Linked DNA regions of Mus musculus: regions 1, 2, 3, 4 and 6 are each linked to region 5. A link is a loop called in an ENCODE intact Hi-C map of the cell type or tissue named here. Cell type or tissue: heart. All regions are shown on one strand. Region 1 has its middle 78 kb from the start of Gm12511. Region 2 has its middle 110 kb from the start of Gm12519. Region 3 has its middle 120 kb from the start of Gm12519. Region 4 has its middle 46 kb from the start of Gm42291. Region 5 has its middle 93 kb from the start of Gm42291. Region 6 has its middle 17 kb from the start of Klf4.

What was found. Hi-C counts contacts between places; a loop is a spot of excess contacts. Peaks named below come from ENCODE experiments on the same cell type or tissue, not always from the same donor. Only the 100,000 strongest peaks of a DNase experiment are listed, where the experiment ranks them.
Region 1: a loop joins it to region 5, with 2.6 times the contacts of the local background. A loop is called at or near these places in 4 of 42 quality-filtered maps.
Region 2: a loop joins it to region 5, with 2.5 times the contacts of the local background. A loop is called at or near these places in 2 of 42 quality-filtered maps.
Region 3: it touches region 5 in a loop (2.4-fold over the local background); 2 of 42 quality-filtered maps call a loop at or near these places.
Region 4: it touches region 5 in a loop (2.0-fold over the local background); 3 of 42 quality-filtered maps call a loop at or near these places.
Region 6: a loop joins it to region 5, with 7 times the contacts of the local background. A loop is called at or near these places in 24 of 42 quality-filtered maps.

Annotation. Positions count from the first base shown.
Region 1 is chr4:55,648,092-55,652,091 of GRCm38, forward strand. No RefSeq gene overlaps it. Among named protein-coding and RNA genes, the nearest start is that of Gm12511, 78 kb to the left of the region's middle. In heart, CTCF peaks have their summits at 3,099 and 3,956; DNase peaks (open chromatin) are centred at 2,380 and 3,310; H3K4me3 peaks cover 1,295 bases; H3K27ac peaks cover 1,771 bases.
Region 2 is chr4:56,111,745-56,115,744 of GRCm38, forward strand. No RefSeq gene overlaps it. Among named protein-coding and RNA genes, the nearest start is that of Gm12519, 110 kb to the left of the region's middle. In heart, a CTCF peak has its summit at 2,254; DNase peaks (open chromatin) are centred at 1,707 and 2,227; H3K4me3 peaks cover 452 bases; H3K27ac peaks cover 1,225 bases.
Region 3 is chr4:56,120,155-56,124,154 of GRCm38, forward strand. No RefSeq gene overlaps it. Among named protein-coding and RNA genes, the nearest start is that of Gm12519, 120 kb to the left of the region's middle. In heart, no CTCF peak of the experiment used is centred here; no DNase peak of the experiment used is centred here.
Region 4 is chr4:56,360,276-56,364,275 of GRCm38, forward strand. No RefSeq gene overlaps it. Among named protein-coding and RNA genes, the nearest start is that of Gm42291, 46 kb to the left of the region's middle. In heart, a CTCF peak has its summit at 2,069 (motif pointing left); no DNase peak of the experiment used is centred here.
Region 5 is chr4:56,220,780-56,224,779 of GRCm38, forward strand. No RefSeq gene overlaps it. Among named protein-coding and RNA genes, the nearest start is that of Gm42291, 93 kb to the right of the region's middle. In heart, a CTCF peak has its summit at 1,883 (motif pointing left); DNase peaks (open chromatin) are centred at 1,392, 1,882 and 3,912; H3K27ac peaks cover 490 bases.
Region 6 is chr4:55,513,048-55,517,047 of GRCm38, forward strand. No RefSeq gene overlaps it. Among named protein-coding and RNA genes, the nearest start is that of Klf4, 17 kb to the right of the region's middle. In heart, no CTCF peak of the experiment used is centred here; a DNase peak (open chromatin) is centred at 1,964; H3K4me3 peaks cover 1,123 bases; H3K27ac peaks cover 652 bases; H3K27me3 peaks cover 1,296 bases.

The sequences.
Region 1 (4,000 bases), 570 kb before region 5:
ATCATATGTCACGGCAGAGGAGCTGAAATCCAAGCTTTATAACCCTTCTAAATGGCTCGAGCCTTTGTGATCTGCTAAAATAACGGAGAGACTTATACAGCCCAGGCTCTGAGAGCAGATACCATGGGTGCTAAAGCTGCTGCAACACAGTTTTAAAGGACATTTTTGGACTTTTTTTTTTAATTAAAAAAATTTCTTGAGTCCCAAATGATCTCCCCTGTTTCCTTAGGTGGGTTTAGATCTCAGTTCCATTTTTTTTCAAAGTTCAACTGAACTGGCATTTCCTGTGGCCTAAAAATGTCTTCAATTAAAGGCGAGGGAAAAAATGTATTTTTTTTAATCCTCATCAAACCAAAAAAAAAAAATGGCTGAAGGGATTTTATTCAAACTTTTCCCCAAAATTCACCTTTTGCCAAGACCCAGCATGGAAAATTTCAGCCCCAAAGGATCACTCGTTGGCAAGTTACCCGAGCTAATGAAAACAGAGAGGCATAAAGAGAGTCTGTGTGTAGCTCTAACGATAGTGGCCACTGGAGCCCACATTGTACGAGAAGAAGGGCCTCATTCAATGACCCCCTTTTATGTCGTTTTTTTTATCTTCAATATGGATGAGTCTTGGATTTGGAGTGGTCACAAACAAAAAGCACTTACTTTATGAATATAACGTGGGCAGTGGCATTATTTCAGTGGCTTTCCATAGTCCCGACTGACTTTTGGAATAGACTTATTGTAAATGAAGAGATAAGGCTTGCTTCACGCAATGTTGATCCATTCATCCATTCATGCATTTGCATACTCCTTCATTCACTTGCTCATTCGTTTGCTCATCGACTTCTTAAGTGTTTACTGAGCGTCACAATGTGTGGGGCACTTTAATCCAAGTGGGGTGTACTGTGGTAGGCAAATCGAGGTGGTTTCTGCATTCGTGAGTTTATGGGAAAGAAGAAGGAAGTCAAAAAACATCTGTGGCAAATTCTGTGGGGCAGCAGATGAGGTGCTGAGACACTGAAAGTCAGAGTGATGGTCACCAGGGGCCTATACTGATCGATAAGGAGGGCAGTGAAGGGCTAATGCGTTGTGTGCATCCATTATCAATATTAAGTGAGTGGCCACTGTCCCCATACTGACCAGGCCAGTCACTATTTCTGTCCTCAGATATTCTCAGGCCAGAGGAAAAGCAGCTAGGTAGGCTTGATTGATGTCATAGTCATTAGCTACATTCGATGCAAATAGGGAAGATGGCTGATGGTCCAGAGGTTGGCTTCTGTAAGGAGTAACCATTTCAACAGACATTTGTGTCAGCGATGTAGGGTAACTGAGAAGAGGGTGTGCCATGTCTGCCTGTGAGGTACTTGTAGTCCAGTTGTGTGTTCAAGCTTCTCTCTCTGAGACCTGGGGCCTTGAGAGACAAAGCCTTTTCTTCTTCAGGACTCAGCCTCATGGAACCAAGGAGGTGCCTAGGGAAGGGTGGGTGCTTCTCTGACATCTCAGCTTTTTGGAATTTAGCCTAGTAGTTAAGAACACAGCTTCTGGAAGTAAGCTGTCTGGGTTCAAATGCTGTGCTCAGACTTTCATATTGTGGCACTTTCTGTACACTCACAGCGGGGACAATGGCATCTACCTTCCAGGGATATGGTAATGTGACTATCACTAGTCACTAAAGCTTTGACCAGACCACACATTTCTGATGTACCTCGGTTGATCTGCTGTACCTGGCTTCCCTCATCCCTTCTATCCATTCAGTCTAATTATTATGGGTCAAGAACAGCAATTGTCAGTCAGTGTGCTGGGAGCTGCAGAATCAGCCAAGTCACATCTATCCTTGGAGTCTCCTCCTCTGAGGTGGTTAAATCTCAGTCTTTCTTAGGGAATACTTCTTTGCCTCGTCCACCCGGACAAATAGATATTTGTCATCCCTGTAATACCAAAAAGTGGAGAGGGAGGGAAGGAGGGAGGGAGGGAGGGAGGGTGTCCGTTCCTTTTCCTCATAACATTTGGCTTTTTAGGAGAGTCACTGTGCCAGAAATTTTGGAATATCTTGTTACTTTAGACAACGGAAGACAGGGAGACTTCTCATTTTTAATTGGGAGTAAAAACTTGTGTATGGAGCAGAGGTGAGGTTTCCACAGGTCAGAGAACTCACCTCTGCTGGGCTGGATTGGAGCTGAGGAGGAGGGGCAGCAGAACTGAGTTGGCTTCCTTCCACGAAGTGAGAAATCGCCACGGCATGGATGATGCAACTGAACGGAGATGGTGCAGAAAGTCCTATCAGCACATTGACTCACCTCGCCCAGCCTCAGTTTCCCTTTGTGTAAAAATAAGAGGTCCGAAATTCTTGTACAGGGCACTAGGTTTACCCGAGGGCATGAGCAGGAGAATGCCAGCTGCAGACAGATTCACAGGGAGGGAGGGTGCTTGTGGGATATGAGGGCTTCCACATCTAGGCACAAGGAATATTCCTCCTTTTCTGTTTTCTGGGTCCCTGCATAGCTGGCGGCCCCAGTGAAGGGCTGTAGGGGGCAGCCTGAGTGTTCTGGCTGGGGGTGGGGTAGGGTGGGGTGGGGTGGGCAACAGCTGGACAAGTTACTGGGAAATCATATTATTTCAGACTACTAGGTATTCTAGGGGCGTAGTGATGATGGTGGATCTTTTCTGTTTTATTTGATGAAGTTGGCCTTGATAAATGCTGCTGCTTTGTTTTTTCGCTCTCCCACATGTTTGTAAATCTTCGAAACACGCAGTTCCAGTATAAAAGGGAGGTGTAGAAGGGACTTGATTTGAGCCTGGCTGGAGGCATGCAGCTTTTGGAGTGGCAGCTTGTTGTCACCTTCCCCTGAGACAAAGGCTGTATTAACCTTGGGAGCATCAGGCTTCTTGGCCACTTTCTCTGAGGCCATCCTGATGTGCATTTTCCTTTCTCATCTCTAGGGAGGCAGCACACAGAACGCAAGGCCGCCGAGGATGGAGAGGGTAGGGCTCTGCGAGGTGCCTCTCCAAGGCCTGGGTCCCCAGGTCAAGGGCAAGATGTGCGGTGCAGGCACTCCCGAGCTGGCTGGCGCAGCAGCTAGGATGCTGCGCAGAGCGCTGCTGGCGGCGTCGGGAACTGACCAGGCCGCGTGTGAGCGCCGGGATTCCTGCTCCGGCCTTAAATATGCCGGTTATTTTTATCCCCCTACGTCAGGCCAGCGAAGGCCATCCCACCAGTGGCCGCGGCAGGCTGCTACACAATGTTTCCCTTCAGTCGGGAGGGGAAATGGAGGGAGGCCAGACTTCCTGATCACATGGTGCTGAAGTCAATGAAAAAAAATGAAGGGGGACCCCTCCCTTGCGCTGGGGTGCGCGGGCCAGGGCCCCCCACCCACCCCCTCGGGCCGCGCGGCCAGGGAAGCGCAGGCTCGCGGGCGGGCGCGGGGCCAGGCGCAGGACCGGGCAAACATAAACACCAGATCGGGGCAGTAATTGGCGGCTCCGAGATCGCTGAGGAAATGAGAGGCTTGTACGAAACATCAGCCGACAAGAAACGGGGTGATGTCAGACAGCCTTCCAGGATTAGAAACCCTTAAAAGCTCCGAGCCCGCGGCGGCTGCGGAAAAGCGCTTTCGGTCCTGGCTCTGCGGGTAGGAAGCCCGCGGACTGCGGACGACTCCGGGCTCCTCTCTTCCTCGCTCTCTTCTCCTCTCTTCCCCCCCCCCCCCCCCCACCCGCTCTAGTCTCTTCTCCTTGAATTCCCTTTTTGATTTTGAACTAAAAAGAAGGGGAAAGACGTCAATTTCCATGTCTAAAGCATCTCGCCTCCCCTCCTCCCTCCTTGTATCCTGTTACTACTTTTGGACTAACAGATCCTACTCAAATCAAGCAGGAGGGGGATAAATAAAAGTTTAGCTCTGTTGTCCGAGTCTCTTCGGTTTCTTCTTACATTCTCTTAGAACTGCGAGTTGCAATACTTAGCACACACAACAGGGGTTTTCTAGCTGCTTCTCTGCTCTCCAGTCTTGAGGGC
Region 2 (4,000 bases), 110 kb before region 5:
TCAAACTCAAAGCTGTGTGCATGGCAGATAATCATGCCACAAACTGAAAAAAACTCTTCAGCTAAATAATCCCCTTCTTGGCTTTTATAAGTTTATCCCTGGTTTAGGATACCACTGCTTAGACTGCCAAAAGGAATTCTGTTGAGACAGATGGAGCTGAACTTACCTACAGACTATTGTAACCTAGTGGTTAGATCCTAGATCTTTTAAAAAAAGATTTTTTTAATTTATTTTATGTATGAGTACACTGTCAATGTCTTCAGACCCACCAGAAGAGGACGTCTGATCTTACTACAGATGGTGTGAACCACCATGTGGTTGCAGGGAATTGAACTCAGGACCTTCTTAAGAGTAGCCAGTGTTCTTAACCACTGATCCATCTCTCCAGCCCCGATGTTACAACTTTTTAAACCCTTCCTTTTACAGATAATAGATTCTTTTAAAAAGAGTAGCTTCCTTTTATTCCGTGTTTTAAAGATTGTATCAGTCATCTTTCCTGCACTGTGACAAAATACTTGGAATAATCAATGTATAGAAAAGAAAGAAAGATTCATTTGAGTTTACCATCTCAGAGGTTTCACTCTGGGGATAGGTGGATCAGTTGCTTTGGAGCTAGGAGAGAGGCAGACCCTCAAGCCTAAGACCATGTGGTCAAACTAAGTTGGTAACTTCATGGCAGCTGGTTGAGAGCAAAGAAAGAGAGAGGAGGGCCCCAATAATGCCCTCAGGAAACTCCCAATGGCCTCACTTCCTTTCTAAGGTCCCAACTCCTAAAGATCACCGCAATAACACCTCTATCTGATGACCAAACCTTTAGCATATGGATCTTCCGACACTTAAAATTCAAGTGCCAGCAAGACTCCTGTCTCTAAAGTTTGGAACTGTCTGATGTTGCCCTCCATAGCTTAACACAATCTTCTGGTAGCCATCCCCTCTTTTGAAAGGCCTTTTGTTAGTCCACAGAGTACAGTAAATACTTTATCTGCATATGTCCCTTTCTTCTTGTACCCACTGCTATAACATCTTTAACATTTATTAGCCATTTAACATCTTTATTTTTCCTTTATTTTTAAGACAGACAAGAGATTGGACCGTGTCTTCAACGTACATTTCTTTATCCTTAGCAGCTAATACACTATCTACATTTTTAAATGCACAAGAGTATATTTATTTATTTTTCTAATTTTTCAGTCTGTTGGATGACAACCAGATGAGTGTTGAATAAGTGGAGAAGATACAGAGAGTTTATAGACGTCATCCATCCTGCTTTAGAATGCTCAGGGTGGCTTTGGAACTCAGAAGAAAGGAGAGAAAGTATGCATGTTTTATCCTATTGGTTCTCTGCCATGAGTTTCAGGATGAATCTTTTAGTTACCAATTGCTATTTTATAAATGAAAACACTTTAGGTCAAGGTCATGCTTTCAGTTAACAGAAGAACTGACATTCCAATGTAAACCTCTCAGATGTGCGCCAACGCTCTTTCCGCTCCTCCCAAGGCTAAGCTGCCTCCTTACTGATGAAGGCAACAGCAACAGCACCTCATCTTCTCGTCCAAGGCACTTCACAGCCAGCACCTCCTTGGTGCTGGCATGGCAGTTGTCTCATGGGGGATGCGTTGAGCCCTCTGCTTTGTGACAGAGCCAGCTGCAGAAAGCACAGCCAACAGCTTCCAATCAAAGGAAATCCTGCAAAAACAGCTTCAGCGATCTCCTGGGGACTCTCCCCTTCACAGACCCTGGCAATAAATAACACGCAAAAGCCATCTGCCCATTGCCAAGGTGGACTTCAAATGGGGTGGGGCAACAGTATTAGAACCTTCCACTTGGCATGTGCACTGTCAGCCCATTCCAGAAATTAGTTCACAGGGAGTAGATGAAGGGAATGCCCACTTCCCCAGCAGCTGACTCGTGGGAACTCTGAGCTTGAATTAGCAGGAGGAAAATGCAGCTTGCTAGCCTTCAAAGACCATTTTCCCAGCTAAGCCTTAGACGGCTGCTTTGACATGTGTTCAGAACTACTCCCAAACAAGCACAAACACAGCAGACTCCACTGATCAGGGCTGCAGAGCTGAAGGATGGAATCTCAAGCATGATCTGTGAGAACAGAAAGTCCCAGCACAGGCTCCACGCAAGCTACTTTAAGCTCCAGCCCTGCATCCTGTAGCCAAGGATGGGTGGCCCCGGAGCAGGAAACTCTTGGCAGCCTGCACTGCGTGCTTTGCCTGCTGACAAGAGCACACCCTGGCCTTGGTTATTGCCCTTATAAAACAGCTCGAGGAGAATGCAAGCCAAACGTTTTCAATGTGCCTGGAAGAAGAATGTTAACTATGATTGCGCAGTCGAACAGTACAGTACTGCAACAACACGCAGCGTTGCTCAGGGGAGGGGCCAGGAGATGTGGCTCAGGCTTCCTGTGGCTTCCCTGCCCTTCTCCTTCCTGCCCTCAACAGCAAAGCTTCCCCACCGCTGCCCTGACAAGGCCCTCACAGAAGAAACCAAGCATTGGGGATTTTTATGGCTGTAATTAAGAGTCAGAATCCTTTCCAGCTAGAAGCTAATAATCTCATTTGCGTTATTTTAATTTTTTATTTTAAAAAGTCTCTTTATTCTAATTAATTCACAAACAAAAACATCATGGAGCTGGTTTAAGGAAGTCAGTAAAACATTTGCTATATCCAAACTTTATACATCCAAATGAACCAATGCTAAAGCTATGGAGATTTTTTGGGGGGAGGGGGCTACACATTCGCTATTAACTACACATTCTGTTCATATTTGCAACTGTTTTTTCACTATTTGACAATGAGATCGTTTGTGATAAAAGAGAAGCAAAAATTAAAGGCTGTAGAGGTCTTCATGAAGGATGTTGCCTATTAACATTCACCCTGTAGAAGAAACCTGGTGTGGTGTATGCAGATTTCTCCACATTCATGGTCTGTTTCTACTAGGCTTTGTGGAGTATTTCCCCATATTTTAACAAATCTCTAAATTGGGGAATTGCCACCCACAAGCTGAAGAGAAACAAGTACCACAGGATATTCCTACCAGAACATATAACCCAGTCAGCCTGCTCCTCACTCAGGAGCCAGAACATGTTTATTGTACTAAAATCTCACTCAGATCACACACACACACACACACACACACACACACACACATCATCATCATCATCATCATCATCATCATCATCATCTCAGTTTTAGTTCTGGGTTATTTTTTCTAATAATTTTAATGAGATTTAAAGAGGGTAATAAAAGCATGTGTTTGTCCCTCTAAAAGAGAACAAAACATCATCTTGCCTTACTTCATGATGAAGTATCACAAGGGTTTCAACCAAAGGAAAAGGACAGGTGACATCACTGTTTCTTGTTTCTCTGAAAATTTGGACCATAAAATAGAATAAATTAAGAACTATGGGAACGGGCTGGAGAGATGGCTCAGAGGTTAAGAGCACTACTGAATGCTCTTCCAGAGGTCCTGAGTTCAATTCCCAGCAACCACATGGTGGCTCACAACCATCTGCAATGGGATCCGATGCCTTCTTCTAGTGTGTCTAAAGACAGCTACAGTATACTCACATACATTAAGTAAATAAATAAAGGATTTTAAAAGAGAACTATGGGAACAATAGGAAACTATTACTATTTGATGACTACTTAGATAAGAGTAACAGTTGTCAGCACTATTAGGAATCTGGCTTGAAGAAATGGCCCAAAAGTTAAAAGCTTATACTGCTCTTTCTGAGAACTGGGGTTCAGTTCCCAGAACCCACAGTGTGTAGCTACTTAAATGAAACTGTAGAAGATTCAAAGAGAAGTATATAAAATCCAGAGAAGTTTTAAATTCCTAGATGAGATGACCAGATAAGGAAGCAATCTTCCTAAAATAATGTATAAGTGTAAAGGTAACAAAATAGGATTTTTTTCTTACATTAGGAAAATTGTTTATCCTGAGAATGCTGAAGGAGTGAGCAAATAGGCAAGCCAATGTTTAAAACAAT
Region 3 (4,000 bases), 100 kb before region 5:
ACTTCCATTAACCTTCTGCAGCTACAGCCATCCTTCCACAGCATCAACATCTGAAAACATGTAAGGCAACATGACCAGTCCTTATCTTCTAAAGGGCTTTGGGGACGATGAGCCACATTAGGCTTTTTAAAGGCAGAGTCTGTCTTATTGTGGACTTCCCAAGTCCCCTGCCGCTTCTCAGCCCCCTACACAATCATGTGGGCACATCACTGGTGTGGTTTGGCATCCGATGCCTCCTCGTCTCTGCCTTCTTGGTTCCATTTCAAACTCCTGGGAGAATCGCCGTGCCTGATACGGTTGATTTCAAAGCCAACTTTAGACGATGTGAATAATTAAAATCACGAAACTCAAACTCTCGGGTGAAACATTTCTGAGTCCTGTACTGAGAGGAAACTTGAACACTGAAGCGGCCAAGAGAAGGCAAACCACAGCCAAATGAAAGGGGCTAGCATCTTAGGTACTACAGACAGTTAAACATAGCAAGCAGAAAGGCAGCAATGTTTGTCTTGTGTCTGAGCCACAGGGGTTGGGGGGGGGGGCGGCGAATACCAGGCAAACACTAACACTCTGTGATTCAGCTCAGGTTTGGTGGTGGTCAGCTCAGTTTGGTGGGGGTCAGCTCAGCCAGTGAGATAATTCCAAGCAAGTGATAGACCGACTGTCTTCTAAGGCTGTGGAAGAGATGAACATTTGAAGGCTCCATAGTGTCTTTAAATACAAGTAAATTAAAGGTCTTTGGGAAGACCCAGAATAGTTTGTGTAGGGTCCTGTGGTTTCCTAGCGCCTGCACCCTTTAATTCTGCAAAAAGCATGTGCTGAAAACTTAGCACAGATTGCCTCCTATTAGGCAGCTGACGCTTGTGGGATCTGAGAGCTCCTTCCACACAACGAGCACATCCACAAAAAAATATATATATACACATGCTTATCCACACACATACACACACACACAGAGGCCCACAGGTTCACTCCAGCCGTGAATGTATACATTTTGAGAATATACACACTTGCCACACATTCACATTGCATGAAACTAGGCAGGGAAGTATGGGAACTTAACACTAAATATAAAAGCCAAGAACTTCATAATAGGGCTGAAAATGTGATTTGAGGTAAAACCTGATCAGACTTAATTATTTCCCTATGTGTTGGTTCTATTGGTTTTTGCAATAATTAGCACAGTGGCCTTTTGTCAAAACTAGAAAAATCCAGACATATACACTCTGAAGCTGTCTTTGAGACAGACAAATGATAGATGTCCACTGGAATAGGTTCAGAAGGATAAGAAGGGCTTTCCATATCCATTAACATCTAGAATATCTATAAGTAGTCACCCTTTTCTGTACGCCTCTAACGAAAGTATCCAATACTTTGAGGAAGTTCATTATCTCAAGTGGCTAGGAAAAGAGCCAAATAGAAAATCTTAGCAGAGTTTCCAACCATTTTCTTTAGGACAGTCTGTGTCTGATATATGGTTAGGACATTGGAAGGTCTATACAACATTAATTTAATACCCTCTTCAAGAACCCATCGACTCAATATCCCTGGTGACCGCTGCTGTGGACACCCTGAGTTCAGCTGCCGGCTTTGCTCCTGGAGATCTTTTTATGTGCTTGCCCACTCCCTACTCCAAGGTATGGTTCTGTGGGAAAGAAGGAGGGATTGCTGTTTCCCTAGCTGCCAAAAAAGAGGAAATGGAAGTGAGTCATTCTGGAAATGAGAGGTTTCACGGGCATGCTGGAGCAAGTCTGAACACTCAGAGAGTACATTGTCCTTGCAATGACTGGATGTAACCCCTGGGCCTGGTCTAGTACAGCACAAGTCCTAAGCCTGCTTACAAAGTGCAGCCATTGCAGACCTAGGCTTAACTCTGAAGACAGTAAAATTTTATACATCTAGAACCAACGTTTAGCTTCCTCCTCTTAGTCAATGGACACAACAAGCTTCTCCTTGCCTGGGTTTACAAAACGTCAGAGCAACACTGGAGAGGAGGGGCCTTCTTGTTTTAGGATGGCAGTGGTTACCCTTCGAATCACCCAGGTAGTGGAAGGATTCAGCCTGGTCTTTTGGTTCCAGGGTTCCCCTACCACACACTCTCGAAGAGGCTAATGCACTGCACACACACCCCTGTCTTTCCCATGCCCTTACCTGGAACATTATCAAACATTACTGACTCACTGCTCAGCCAGGCGGTGTATTCTGCCTATCACCATGAGATCTTTATTTCAGATGCTCAGCTGTCATGGGCTTTCAACACAGTCAACAAAGCCGCAGCTTGACCGCAATCTACCATATCTATGTTTTTGGTCATAATTTCACGCCTGAGATCTAGCCTTGTAGCTACACAGTTCAGCTGAACCTCTTTGCCTGGCATGTTCTTAGGCACTCTAAAGTCAGCATGTTAAAGAACTGAAGCTGTATGCCTCCATTCCCTACCTTATTTTTTATAGTTTACAAAGCAAGATTCAGCTGACAAGATGAGACAAGCAGTCTGTTTCCCTCCCCTCTCTTGTTCTTTCTTTTTGTCATTGAAGGTCATATGGTCTCTGTCACAACTAGTCAACCCCACTATTTAGAGGTAAAAGCAGAAATAGACAAAGTGTCAATGAATGTGTGTGGCTGTGTTTCAATAAAACTTTATTTATAAAAATGCACAGATTACATTCATCTTGTAGGCTGTGAACCAGCCATTCCCACACTAGCCAGAAACTCCTGAGTCATTGTAGACTCAGCCCATAATCATCACACCCTCCAATGCTTCCCTAAGTTTTACATGCTTTTGCCTCTTACATGCATCTCAAGGCTCTTTCTTTCCATTTTGCTATCATTCCCTTTAGAGGAATGGTATCAATTTGTGTTATTACTTTCTGTGTTTATTGAGCAAATACAACTGTACTCAGAGAGCCAAAAGCAAGCATATCACACAGCTGTGTCCTGTGGTGTCCTTTGCTTTTCTCTCTCATTAACCCAGGACATTCTTCTAGGGTACAGCTTATAAAGCACACGTACTGTAACTGCTGAGGGGTTGGTGATGAAAAGGAAACATATAGTCCTTCTCCACACCACTTCTATAGCAGAAAAGACATGCCATTTTAAAATCTGTAAACATCACAGTCTCTGAAAGTGAGTTGGTTTTATCTACTTACTAAGAACTCCTAAGTTGAAGGGGTGTATGACACCTCACTCTTCTCTGAGTTGCTGCTGGCAGTTCTTGGTTGCTCAAGCAGCCAGGGTCATTTTCTTTAGTAGTGTAGGCACTGGTTGGTGCCATGCTTACATAACTAGTTTTCTCCAACCCAACACCCATGTTTCAGTGGATAGACCAAAAAAAAAAAAAAAAAAAAAGAGCCAAGCAGGAGCAGAACAGTGATTAGGTGATTAGAGAGGGAAATGGTGGTGAATATCATCCACATACATTACATACACTGAAATCATCAAAGAAGTATACTGCTCTCAAGAGTACTCCAAAATTAAAAACTAATTAACAGACAATGCCAAAGTGAAATTACATACACTCACATATAGTATATTTGAATGTAAACAAGTTATTTTAAAAATATGTGCCAAGACAAAAATCATCTTACCTATAAGAAATTACATACTGTAGTTGCTTCTGAGATATGCATTTAGGGATTTGAGCACATTCTTAGTTTACCTTTTGAAATTTCTGTGTATTGTAAATATTGATAACTTAGTTTGCATTTAAAAAGGTTAAGTAAACCCTGTCTCCAAAAACCAAGAAAAAAAAAGAAGGTTAAGTAATTTAAACTTGTATAGAAATGATGAGGATGCCATACAAAATCTGAAATGTATTCCTATTATGGCAATTATGTTTGACATAAAAAAGAAGCAAGGAAAAGAGCCTCCCCTTTTAACTGAAGTGACCAGAGTGCATTTGTAACTAAGTGCACAGGATGCTTTGATACATAAAATCTTATCATGTTTGGAAGAAGCTGGGTCTTTTGAGTCTAAAGAAGTTAAAACCTTTCACTAAAATAGA
Region 4 (4,000 bases), 140 kb after region 5:
AAAAATCTAGGTTGGCTTTGCTAATAACAAAATAGACAGTCAAAATTATTAATAGAAACAAAAAGATGTTATATAATGTAAGTATTATACCATATAAGTAACTGATGTTATATAACATAAGTATCAGTCCATCAGTGTTCCATTAGTCAGGTACAGTAACTATAAACATACGTACTTATAATGATAAGGCTGAAAATAAAGCAAACAAAAGCTTACAGAGCTAAAGAGCAACTCAGTGTAACTGGTAAGTTTCACCATCACCTTTCCAGTGATGCAGAAACTGGGGCAGAAGAAGGATGTAGAAATGTAGAACTTTATAGACACCACCTATATCTACGGGCCTGAGCGACTATTCCTCCCCAAAGCATCAGAGTCATGTTGTTCAGGCTGAAAACATGGCTCAGGAGACCACAGCACTTGCTACTCTTGCAGATGACCCCTGTTTGTTTCCTAGCACCTACATGGTAGCTCCCAACTGTCTGGAACATCAATTCCAAGGGATCCAATGCAGTCTGCTTAATGCACACATGCATATATACATACACACATAATTAAAAATAAATAAATCTGTTTAAAAAATAAATATTTTCCTCCAAAACTTAAAAAATTCTCAGAAAGGACTATATTTCTAACCATAAAACAAGTACATAAAGACATTTAAAAGGGCTAAAATCATCCAAAGTATGTTTTCTGAATTCATCAGAATAATCTCAGAAATGGGTAAGAGGAAAAATCAGAAATGTGAGGAAATTAAACAAAATATCAGAGGGTTAAAAAGAAATGAAAGGATACACCTAGAAAATACTTTAAGATGAAAGATATTCACCATATCAAAGCTTATGCAACAGAACTTAGGCCTTGCTTAGAGGGAAAGTCACAGATGAAGTCACCTATACTGGAGGTTCCTTCCGAGGGATAGAGAAAAACGTGAGCAAGAAGCGTTGAGCAGAAACAAATGCAAAAGAAAATATAAAATTAGAAAACAAATTAATGGGATTAAAGTTGTTTTGCTGTAAAGCTAACAACATTGACAAACCTTTAACTGGACGGACCAATAGAAAAGAGCGTCGCCCTGTCCCGGTGGCCATCTGTTACTGATCCAAGTCAGGAAGAAAATCATCTTTGCTTATAATATCCATCAGACCTAAGACACATCGGATGCAACTTCTCCTTCTGTGGGGCACTATGGAAATGCATATGCTTTCTTCTAATAGTATTCAAGAATAATCACGTTGCATACTAGTGTACATAGTCTTGTCACCAAAGTAGTGGGTGTCTATGGATCATCTGGTGCCTTTACAAAGGGTAAATTTGTAAGGAAAACACAGCTGTGTCATAGAGATGGCTATGTTGTGTGGAAGAAACTTTTAGTAATGATTTATATCTTTTCCCTCACACTGTGGTTAATATGAAGTCGTTAATTAAATTGTAAAGCCAAGTCAGTTGATAGGCGGAGGTAGGTTAACAGCACAAGTGACTGAGGAGTGGGAAAGCACAGATTGATAAGGTCTTTATCTTCTCTTTTGAGAGAATCCTTTAGAATGTGCAGCATAGAGGGAAGAGAAGTGCTGGGTAAATATATCAGGCTTGTATTCCTAGGAACTGGTTATGTCCCAACACTATGTAAGGACTAAATCTGGCTTTTAGTATCTATATAAGAGTATTCAGGAAATAATTCACATATTCAGGGCTCATAAGTCAAAGTATTAGACAAAGAGTAATGGCAGGATAAGGGCAAGGAATATAGAGCGGCTTTAACAGAGGACGATCACTTCTCTACGGAAGTGAGACATGTGGCAGAGTGCAAAGCTGAGAGGGTCTTTACTTAACGCACAGTCCTCCTGCTGCGTAGTGAGGCTTCAAGTTCAGCGTGCTCTCTGTCCTGCTAAGTGGCTCCTTCCAATACCACAGATAAAGGCTAGAAGAAAGAGCAAAGTCAACTGCTATATCCCAGTTTGAACTTGATGACTTCTGGCCCTGAGAAATGTTTCCCTCCAAAGATCTTCGAGTTTCCGAGCTGGCACTAGCCAAACGCAGAGTTATGTCTAGTGCCACCTAGTGAAATGAATGAATACTTAGCTTTTACAAACCAGAACTAAGAAAAGGCTAAAAGCATAAATCAATAAACATAAAAGAAGGGAAAAATATAACTGGAGCGAGGGAATGCCTCACCCATTATTTCAGTAATGGGATCTATGGTTCAGCTAATGGAAGGGATCTTTATATTTAAACAGTTCTTCATGAAATTACTATCCCAAAGTCTTGGTTGGCTTTTAGGAGAGAAAGACATCTGAGTTAGAAGAACTAAGTGTTAGTTTTGAAGGTGGGAGTTGGAGCCCACTAATGGAGAAGAGGGGAATGTGAAATTGTGTATTCTTTTTTGCCCAGTCCCATTCAAGGGTACTGAGCTGAGCATGTTCACTTCTGTCAATTTCTTACTTGGTAATTTTGTATTGTTCACTCGTAACTGACAGCATTAGAATATGTTGACCCTCGATATCAACAATACACTCTGTGTCAACTTCTGGATCTCACATTCATATGCATGCACTCGCACATACACACATACAACACAAATACAAATATAGATATATAGATTACACACACACACACACACACATACACACACAAGCATGATTGCCAGTACATACACAAAGATAGCAAATGACTCAACCTCACTTTCAAAGCAGTTCAAGGTACTCTGTCTTTGAACAAGCAATTGAAAATACCTGCAGAACCTTGAGAAGATAGATGCCAGGGGTCAAGTTTGAGGCAGAGCTGCTACTGACCAGGCTGGCTGCAGAAAAGGGACCTGAGGACATCAGAGTCAAGCTGGCTTGACCCTCACAGTGGGGAGGGGGTTGAGCAGGGGAGACTCTGGGCTGTCTCCTGCTCAAAGTTAAAATGATGCTGGTAGCATATTCTTTAGCTGTTGGAATAATTTTCTCATCACTTCTCACATTCCTTGCTATCGCTCCCTTATGGATGAGGCCTGTAACCTTATTTCAAAGCTCCCATTCTCTCTGAGACAACTCTAAGACCTCAGAATGTGTTGTAACAGACACTGGATGAGATTATTCCCATGAGTCCAAACCGATGTTTCAAAGAGTAAACTGGCTGACCACCTGCTTTATTTGCTGTTTCCTCATCCCTAAGGAATGAGCCTCCCCTCTGGCTACCTGACCTACAAGGTTGGATGAAGGGAGCCAAAAAGCTATTTCTCTATACTGATGCCCCAGGAGCTAACTCCAGCTGGATTCGTAACCTGCAAATTGTACATTGGTGATGCCTATGTACTCAAGCCAGAAGGATCTGATGTAGCTGAATGCCACGCCTGAATGAGAACTTGCCATCTCATCCTGAAAACTGGCAAGCTGGGTATGTAAACGCAGAGATGAGTTATCCATCCCACTTTTGAAATACTCTCATTCTGTAGCAACTATGGCTAGAAAAGTACAATTGTTATCAAGAGATAAGACTAGAGGAGAACTATTTATTAATTCTAAAGAGGTATTCACAGCTGGGCTGGGGAGATAGCTCAGCTAATAACGTGCTTGCATTCTAAGTAGGAGGAGCTCAGCTCAATATCTTGGATCCATATTAAAAATACAGTCATGCATATGACTCCCACTTGTAATCTCAGCTCTCAAAGGGTAAAGATAGGAGGATACCTGAAGCTTACTGGTCTCCTTGGTAAGTTCCAGGACAGTGATTGACAGCTCTCTGGAGAGAAGAGCCTGAGAAATGACAGCTCAGGCTGTTGTCTTGCCTCCACACACATGCACACATATGCATGTATAGGCACGTGTAAAAGGGCACAGAGAGGTGGGAAGTAATGTCCTTGAAAGATGACTGATTCCAAGTGTCCCATGTTCATATAGATAAAAGAGTGTGTCACTAGGGATCCTTTGCAAGGCAGAAGACACACACCGATGAGCCAATGAAAACCGTAAACACGCAGAGCTTAGGTACAGTTTGCATCCGTGGTCAGCAGTCAACG
Region 5 (4,000 bases):
CTCTTTCCATGTGTTGTGCATCAGTCATCAGTCACTTCTGTGGTGAAGAAGGAACACAAAAAATTTTACAACTAGATCGGAGGAGGGGGGGCACATATTTATCTGAAAGATGGCCCGACCCTCAACAACAGTCTTGATGACCTCTGAACATCAATTATTTGCAACATAGGGACATAATGTATCTAGACAATACGATGAAACACCAGGACACTGAATAGCTAAGTCTCAAGTTGAATTAGTGCAGTGCCTTTGTCTTTGTGAAGTTGGATCTACTGGAGTTGTACACAGAAAAGGAGCTCTGCATCTCCTCTTTCTGTCCCATTTTTTAACCAAGCCTTTCTTCACTGTGGTTTTAGCTTCAGGAGAAATTAAACAATGCTAGTTTTAAAGAGACCATAATCTAGGCAAATTCCATTCATCCTTTGTCTCCTTTGATGATCACAGTAATAGGTTAACTCTCCCCTTTCCACATGGAAGGTAGGACAACTCTGTGGAGTTCCCAGTCTCTTTTGGGCCTTTGCAGTAAACTCTCTTCTGTTCAGTTAGACATTGCTTCACTCCTACCTGGAAGAAGCCTTTAGACCCAGACTGTGTGAGCACAAATCCACAAAGGACTTGCCCCAGGTCCTAGAGCCAGCCAGCCTAGAGGTTTAGATTGTAAGGCTCCAGAAACTTCAGGCAGGGCCCCCCTGCCCTTCAGCCCTTTCCTTACACATAAAAAAAAATCAAGGTCAAGAGAACCCTTTCCCAGAGGGTCACACAAACCTTGAGTTTGACAAAGAACCCTCAGAGGCTGCTCTCTTGATGGCATTTCTAACCAGGGCTTTTGTGCGGAGAAGATGGCATTGGAGGGAGCCTGGCATTTCAGGGGCTTAGCTCCTGTTTATCCTTGAATCTTCTTGGAGTCCCTGAGGCTATAATATCCATTTAGAAAGATTAAAGAGGATGTGATCGGGCCAGGACAGAAAGAGAGGTAGGGAGGTAGAGGAAGAAGAAAATAGAATTCTCTAGGACTTAGAATTAAGAGCCTAAGATGCCTCCTGAAGAGGATGCCCTCCTAAAGACACAGTGCTCCTTGGGAAGTCTCCAGCAGGTGAAAGGCTTGGATGGGCCTTTTTTTTTTCCCTCCATGAACTTGGTTTTTCTTTCCCACATTCTCAGGTGTGCTGGGAGGCCCTGGGAAGCCAGCAGACTTTTTCAAAAGACACTTCCACCTCCTAATCTCTTTGCCTACAAACCAAATATTGATCTATTTAGTAAACCAGCCAGTGGAGGAGAGCTTGTATAGCCCTGTTTATTCAGCAGTTGGGCCCCCCTGACAGCTGTTCACTGGGGGATTATGAAGTCACGGCAGTAATTACACTATAAACAGGGGATGGGGGAGAAGAAAGCCAGAAAGTGAACTGTGAGCTCTGTTACCAGGCAACATAAAATATGTAACCGGAAACCCAGCAAGCACGTACATTTCCCTAAAAGCCTCCCAGATGTCCTCACTTTGGGGCCAATGTTCAATTTCAGTTTCGATTTGTTTATTTATCCATCTTCAGATTGAAGACTGGAGCTGAGAATGTTGGAAGAGAAAAGAAACGAATCGAAACAAAACAACAAAACAAAACAAACTGCAGGGGAGAGTAGAGTTGAGCATTCCACCCAGTGTCCCAGCCTACAGGAGAAGGCTGAGGCCCCAGGTCCCTGCTATAGCAAGCTGTAGAGATCAGTGCACAAGGAGGTGGCTAACCCAGGCTTCTTCAGCTAAGACAGCTACAGGATAAGCAGCAAGGGAGAGAGAAGAACAGAAAAGGAGAGAGTGAGAATAAGGAAATAGAAACTGGAACCCACATAAAAGAAACCCTGGAGTCCCCTCGGCCACAGCCCCACCTAGTGGTTGCCCCATGTCGTCATAGACTCTAGTCCCTAAGGCATCCAGCAGCCCTGACTTTGTTCCAGTAGCTTTATCAGAACATGCTAATGCTAAGCTCACATCAGGTTCCCTGTTCTCAACACTTCTCCAAGCCTGTTTATTAAGATTCTAAGTTCAGAAGTGGATGCTCACGGTCAGCTATTGGATGGGTCACACGGCCCCCAATGGAGGAGCTAGAGAAAGTACCCAAGGAGCTAAAGGGAACTGCAACCCTATAGGTGGAACAACATTATGAACTAACCAGTACCCCGGAGCTTTTGTCTCTAGCTGCATATGTATCAAAAGATGGCCTAGTCAGCCATCACTGGAAAGAGAGGCCCTTTGGACTTGCAAACTTTATATGCCCCAGTACAGGGGAACGCCAGGGCCAAAATTGGGGGGGGGTTGGTATGGGGGACTTTTGGGATAGCATTGGAAATGTAAACAAGGAAAATACCTAATAAAAACAGAGAAAAAAAAGATTCTAAGGATCTGGAAAAGGACTTCAGAGTCCCATCAAGATTTGTAGCAAAGACCAGGATGACCTGTGTTTAAATTGGCCTGGCTTCTTCCAGTGCTCTACATGAATCTTGTTGTTTCTCCATGTTCCACGTGGAGCATGCACGCCCACACATAGACACACATTGGTCCCCACCTGGAAGAACACTTCTGTTGAGTCCTGTATTGTAAGCTAAACATTAACAGATTGGGAATATTCAATCTGGACAAGCTTTATCTAAAACAGAACAACAACACAATCAACATGACATGAACCACATTGGTGCTGTCTGTCAAGAATGCTGTCCACCAGTATTTTCAGACAGGATAGCTCAATAACCTGGAATTTACCAGATAGGTAAACTGGCTGACCAGCAAGTCCCAGGAATCTATCACTGCTGCTTCCCCTTTGCTGGGGTTACAAAGAAACAACCATGGCCATGTGGGGTCTGGGGATCAAACGCAGGACCTCATGTTTTGCTTTATAAACACTGTATCTCCCCCGCTCCCGAGAGTCTGGTATTTTTAGCAGAATTAACCACCTCTCCCAACTCTAGTCCTCTCTCTCTCTTCAAAGAGCTTCAGAGGTGTGCCAGAGACTGACAGAGAAGGCTTGTGGAGGCAGAGTTCATATTTCCAGGAACTCTGCAAATACATTCACATGTTGGGAGTTTGAAATACACTATCACAAAAGTACTTCCACCAAAATATAACCAAGCATTGCCAATCAAGCACTTCTTTTCTTACCCTGTCCCAGACTAATGGCTGACAAGTGTACCACTGACCTTGACAGACTGCTTTCAACTTCCCTTCAGAGTCAACATGGCATGGAGGTAGAATCCTGAAGGAACAGAACTCCGCTGAGGCTTCCACACAGGAAAATACCAAAGTAGACACGACCCCAGTGCGGTCTGAAAAGCAAAGATAGAGTTTTAGTTCTTCTCAACTGATTTCCATGTAGAGTAACCAGGCTGGTTGACTGAGAATATTTCCTTTGGGATGGATTCTTATTATGTCCACAGGTCACCCTGAGAGCCAGACACTGAATGGCCAGGTTGTAACAATAAAAATAGGCAATAAATAAATCCAGGTCATTGAACACGCTGCTGTCACCACCTGAGCCTTTAAGGTAACTCAGCACAGCAGCTGGACAAACTAAATCGTTCTGTTTTGTTTTCTTTTCAACCTGAGAAAAGCTGTCGAACTTCTTCTCCTAAACTGTAATATTAACCAAAGAGGCTGTCAGTTTGGTGACAGAGATCGCTGCACTGGGCACCATGATCAGAAGGCTTGCCACTTTGGCTGTTTAGGCCTCAATTTCCCTCTCAGGCAGCTGAGATGCTTGGGGCAAAGGAGTTCTAACTGCAGATATTTAGGCATTCCCACTCAGACCAGCTCAGCAAGCAGAACTCTGCCCAGTTTTCCACAGCTCATTGGCCCATAGACTTCCTTCCCGTCACTGCTGCTGTTGTCCTGGGGATGGTTTGTTTGTTGTGAGTGACTTTGCCTGGGATGCAGGACAGATGCTGATGCTGATGCAATTGTCCCCAGCGTTGCAGCCCTGGGTCATGTTATCATAGAATCTCACTCAAGCCTGCTTTT
Region 6 (4,000 bases), 710 kb before region 5:
TTATTACATCAGTGCTCATATACTTCTTGTTTAAACTGTTTTGCCTTTAAAAAAAATTTTTGTGACAGAGTCTTGGGGAAACAGCCCATGCTGGCCTCTAACTTTCAATCCTCCTGCTTCAACCTCCTGAGTGTTGGGATAACAAGCACGGACTACCATACTCAGTAGGACTAATTACAAACACCGTACCAATGCCCTTCTCATCATAGCCCTTTACTTCTGGTACAGAGAGCACCAGAAAACCCAAAACAAAACAGACCCCCCTAAAAAAAAATCCCAACAGATCAGTCTGGTGAGGTTACACTTCACTTGCCTGTGCCTTACACGCCTACAGTCCCAGAATTTGGAAGGTGAAAGAAGAGGGGGTGAGGTCCAGAGTATGTGAGACCCTTTTAGAAAAGAAGCAGAAGCAAACAAACACATAAAAACTCCTAATAGATTTCCATGGTGACTCTTGTCTCCGTTCACGCTGACTGTTGAATTAGATGCCCCAGAACAGGACTGAAAAAGAACATGTCCAAGAAGACCCATTCCCCCCTCTCTAGGCAAAGTGCCAACCTTTAGCGAGAGCACACAAGTGGCAGGTGTCCCAGGAGGTATCCTCTGATAAAGTCAAAGTCTGGGAAAGGGCGTGAAGGCAAGCTCTCCCCAATCCACCAAATCTGCACACTGCTCCATTCCAGCGGGAACTAGTAACTCACCCTGAGAGATGTGCCTGCTGTACTGGGTCCAAGGGAAGTTATAGGATAAAGACCTCTGGCAACTGGTAAGTCTGTGTACACTAACACTTTCTAACACGATCACTTCAGAAAGAATGTGAGATGTGTGTGGGAGAGGTGTTAAGGAGAAATGAGAGCACATGGTCCCAGTAGTCCGAGCTTCCTACATGGGCTGAGATGTGGCTTAGTGGGTACTTTCTTCCCTCTTAAGTGTCTGAGAACACAGTAGCACACGTTGTCTGAGATGACACACACACACTAAATAAGGAAAGAAATGGGGAAAATTAAGTTGTACTCTGACCTTATTACAGGAGCTGCAGCATATAAGCCACCGCCCCAACTCCACTTAAAAACCTAGTTTTCTGCATTGCAAGCTGCCTGAGTGAGCAAACATGACTGCCACAGGCAAAGATCTATAGACCGCTGAGCATCTGCTATGTGTTGTCAAAAAAGGACCCTGGATCTGCTGGTTGACTGTGTGAGGAGTAAAGTCTCTCTTTGCACCTGTTTTGTGTGTGTGTGTGTGTGTGTGTGTGTGTGTGTGTGTGTGTGTGTGTGTGTGTAGTACTGTTGCTCTTGGGCCCTGACAGCTGATGTCACAGCTAGGGGCTTTGCATTTCTTACTTGGGAAGCAGATAAGATCATTACTATTTTGCAACGAGGAAATGAAGTTCAGAGAGAAGACAGTTGAGTTTACAGCCACAGGTGACAGTATCCCACCTGGGCAGTCGGATTTCTTCTCTGTGGGAAGGTAAATGAGGGGGGTTGTAGCTCTGCTGTCCAAGACCTACGTAGCATGCACAAAATCCTGTCTTTAATCCTTGGTACCAAAACGATAAGAAACAAACCCAGAACCCTGTCCTCGTCTGCAGCCCACCCACTCCTTCTCTGAAATGATCGTACGACCTCCCAGTATTCATCCGCCAAGAAGAGGCCTGGGAATCAAGTTTCAGGAGCCCCAAACCAAGTACTGATGAGAGTCAAAATGAGAAATCCCGTACAAGAGTCAGTCTAGGGCTTGGGTCTAGGCTCTCCCTCCTGCGGCCGCGTTACTGCAAGAGGACCGGCGGGAGGCGCTGCAGACCGCGCCGCACCCGCCTCCAGCTCAAGCCCTCAGGCCTCCCGGGCACCGGGGCCGCCCAAGAGCGTCGCGGACTCTGGGCGATCGGCTCTTCCGCCAGCCACACCCTACGATCTTCCATTCCACCTCCTCTTGGAGAGGAACAGGGACGCTAAGGAGTTCTTCCGGGCGTGGCAGGGGACCTGGAATACGTTGGTGCGCTCCGGCAGAGCGAGAACTGCCCTCAGCGGGGACTCCAGGCGGAGCCCGATGCTCACTGGGTCGCGCATGCGCCGCTTTCCAGTCCAGTCCCAAGTCTCCTCCGCCAGCTGTAGCGGAGCGGCTCGCACCGCATCCCACCCCACAGGGAACCCTATTTCCGACTTTGAATCCCAAAGTGGATAGGCTGGTTCTGGGCTTGCATTGCAGCCAGCAGAAGCCCAGGCAACTGACACTCCAGTCTCCGGGGTGGGGACCCTGGTCGTCTCTGCTGATTCCCCCAAAGCTAATTGCCTCAGGAGAAGCACGTAGACCATCCAGGTGCTGGGCAGAGAGGAAAGGTGTTTCTGAGAGTTAGCTTATAATAATACATCAGCATGCACGTTGGATTTCCATTTTCGCTTTTTCATAGCTTTCCAATCCCCAAGGACTCTGTAGAAATTCAGGTGTGTGATTGTTATGTGTGTGCCACAGATAGCGATGGAAGAACTGCCCAGAACTTGTTGACATTCATTAAAATACAAGCTAACATCCTCACACGTTTTAGACCTACAGTATTAGGAACAACTCATCATGGCAAAGTTACTCGCCCAACATCTGTTCATTCCAATGGGAGGGTTTCTTTCCTGCCAAGAATTTTATGAATTTTATATAGGAGCTTGGTCCTGTTTGGGGAAGGTAGAGAAAGCCTGCCAAAGCGGCCTGGAAGAACTAAGGGATGATTCGCTTGTGACTTTGAAAAGGCTCTTGACGCTGGGAAAGTCGCCCTTCGGAAGAACACAGAAAAACAAAATCCCAAACAAGTGGCACGTGACCAGAAACAGCAGAGCAAGGTCAAGGCCCAGAGTCTGGCCGACCCACACGATTCTGTTCTAGCTTTGTTCAGAGAGGGTCTAATCCTTTGTGGAGAGAGGGAGGGTATTATGGGCCTGAAACCCAAACAACTCCTATCTGGGGATGCTGCAAGCTCCTTTCATTTCACACAGACCAGATAGGAGTAATCGTTCATCACCCAAACTCCTGTTAATCTCTGCATCTCCAATCCATTGTCTTCTCAATTGGAGTCTGCTGACTGGAAAGTTTATCTCCCGAAACCCATCATCAGGGGTGCTTGGAAGCCATCAGAGGGAAAAGGGCATCCAGTGAGTTAGCCCTTGAAACATTAATGATTACCTCTGGACTCAATGCGGGTTTGTTTATCCAAGCAGATTTCCAATAGGCTTCTCCTTAGCCATTGAAAGAACTATCTACTGTAGAGTAGGTCTGACGTGAGCAACGGGCAGGCTGTCCTTTTCCATCCGAAAGGCCACTGCAGAGTCTTCACACTAAGTGGAATGGGCTGTGCTGTCGTCATTCCGGGATTTCAGATGAAGTATGTCATGGTATTGTCTTCACTGTGTTGTGTGATGGAAGAGAAATAGAAGAAACAATCCTGATATGTTTTAAATAAGTATCAAGAGGAAACCAAGCAGGGTAAAGAGCTAAAGACGAAGCAGCAAAGCTCTTTTAGTACAATCTGGAAAGAGTAACTCCTAGACAGCATTCCTTCTGGAATGTCCTTAGTGTGAACAATCACCTCAACCATGAAGTTTTGAACATTCTCCATAAATATGCAGAGAGACGAGAGAGAGAGAGGGGGGGAGAGAGTGAAGCCATCACTTCATTGCTCAATTGCTTTTCTTCTGTTTCAGTTGTCCAGCCTCATCTAGGTTCTCATGTCTGTCCCCCCCCCCCCGCCCCAGAATGAGAAGAACTGTAATCTCCCATGATTATCACAGGGACTGAATGAGAAAAATGCATAAAATGCTGAGCATGGGAACGCTAGGACGGAAGCCTCCACACATGCTGGCCTGTCTTCATTGCTGATCACTTGAATGGTGTGTAGCTGCTTCTGAGGTTACACTAGGACTATCGTAGCCAATGCCCCACTGTTGGCCAAAGAGAGGACATATGCTTATGAGCCAAAGGAGAAAGATGAAACAGTAGCAAATAAGACTCAACA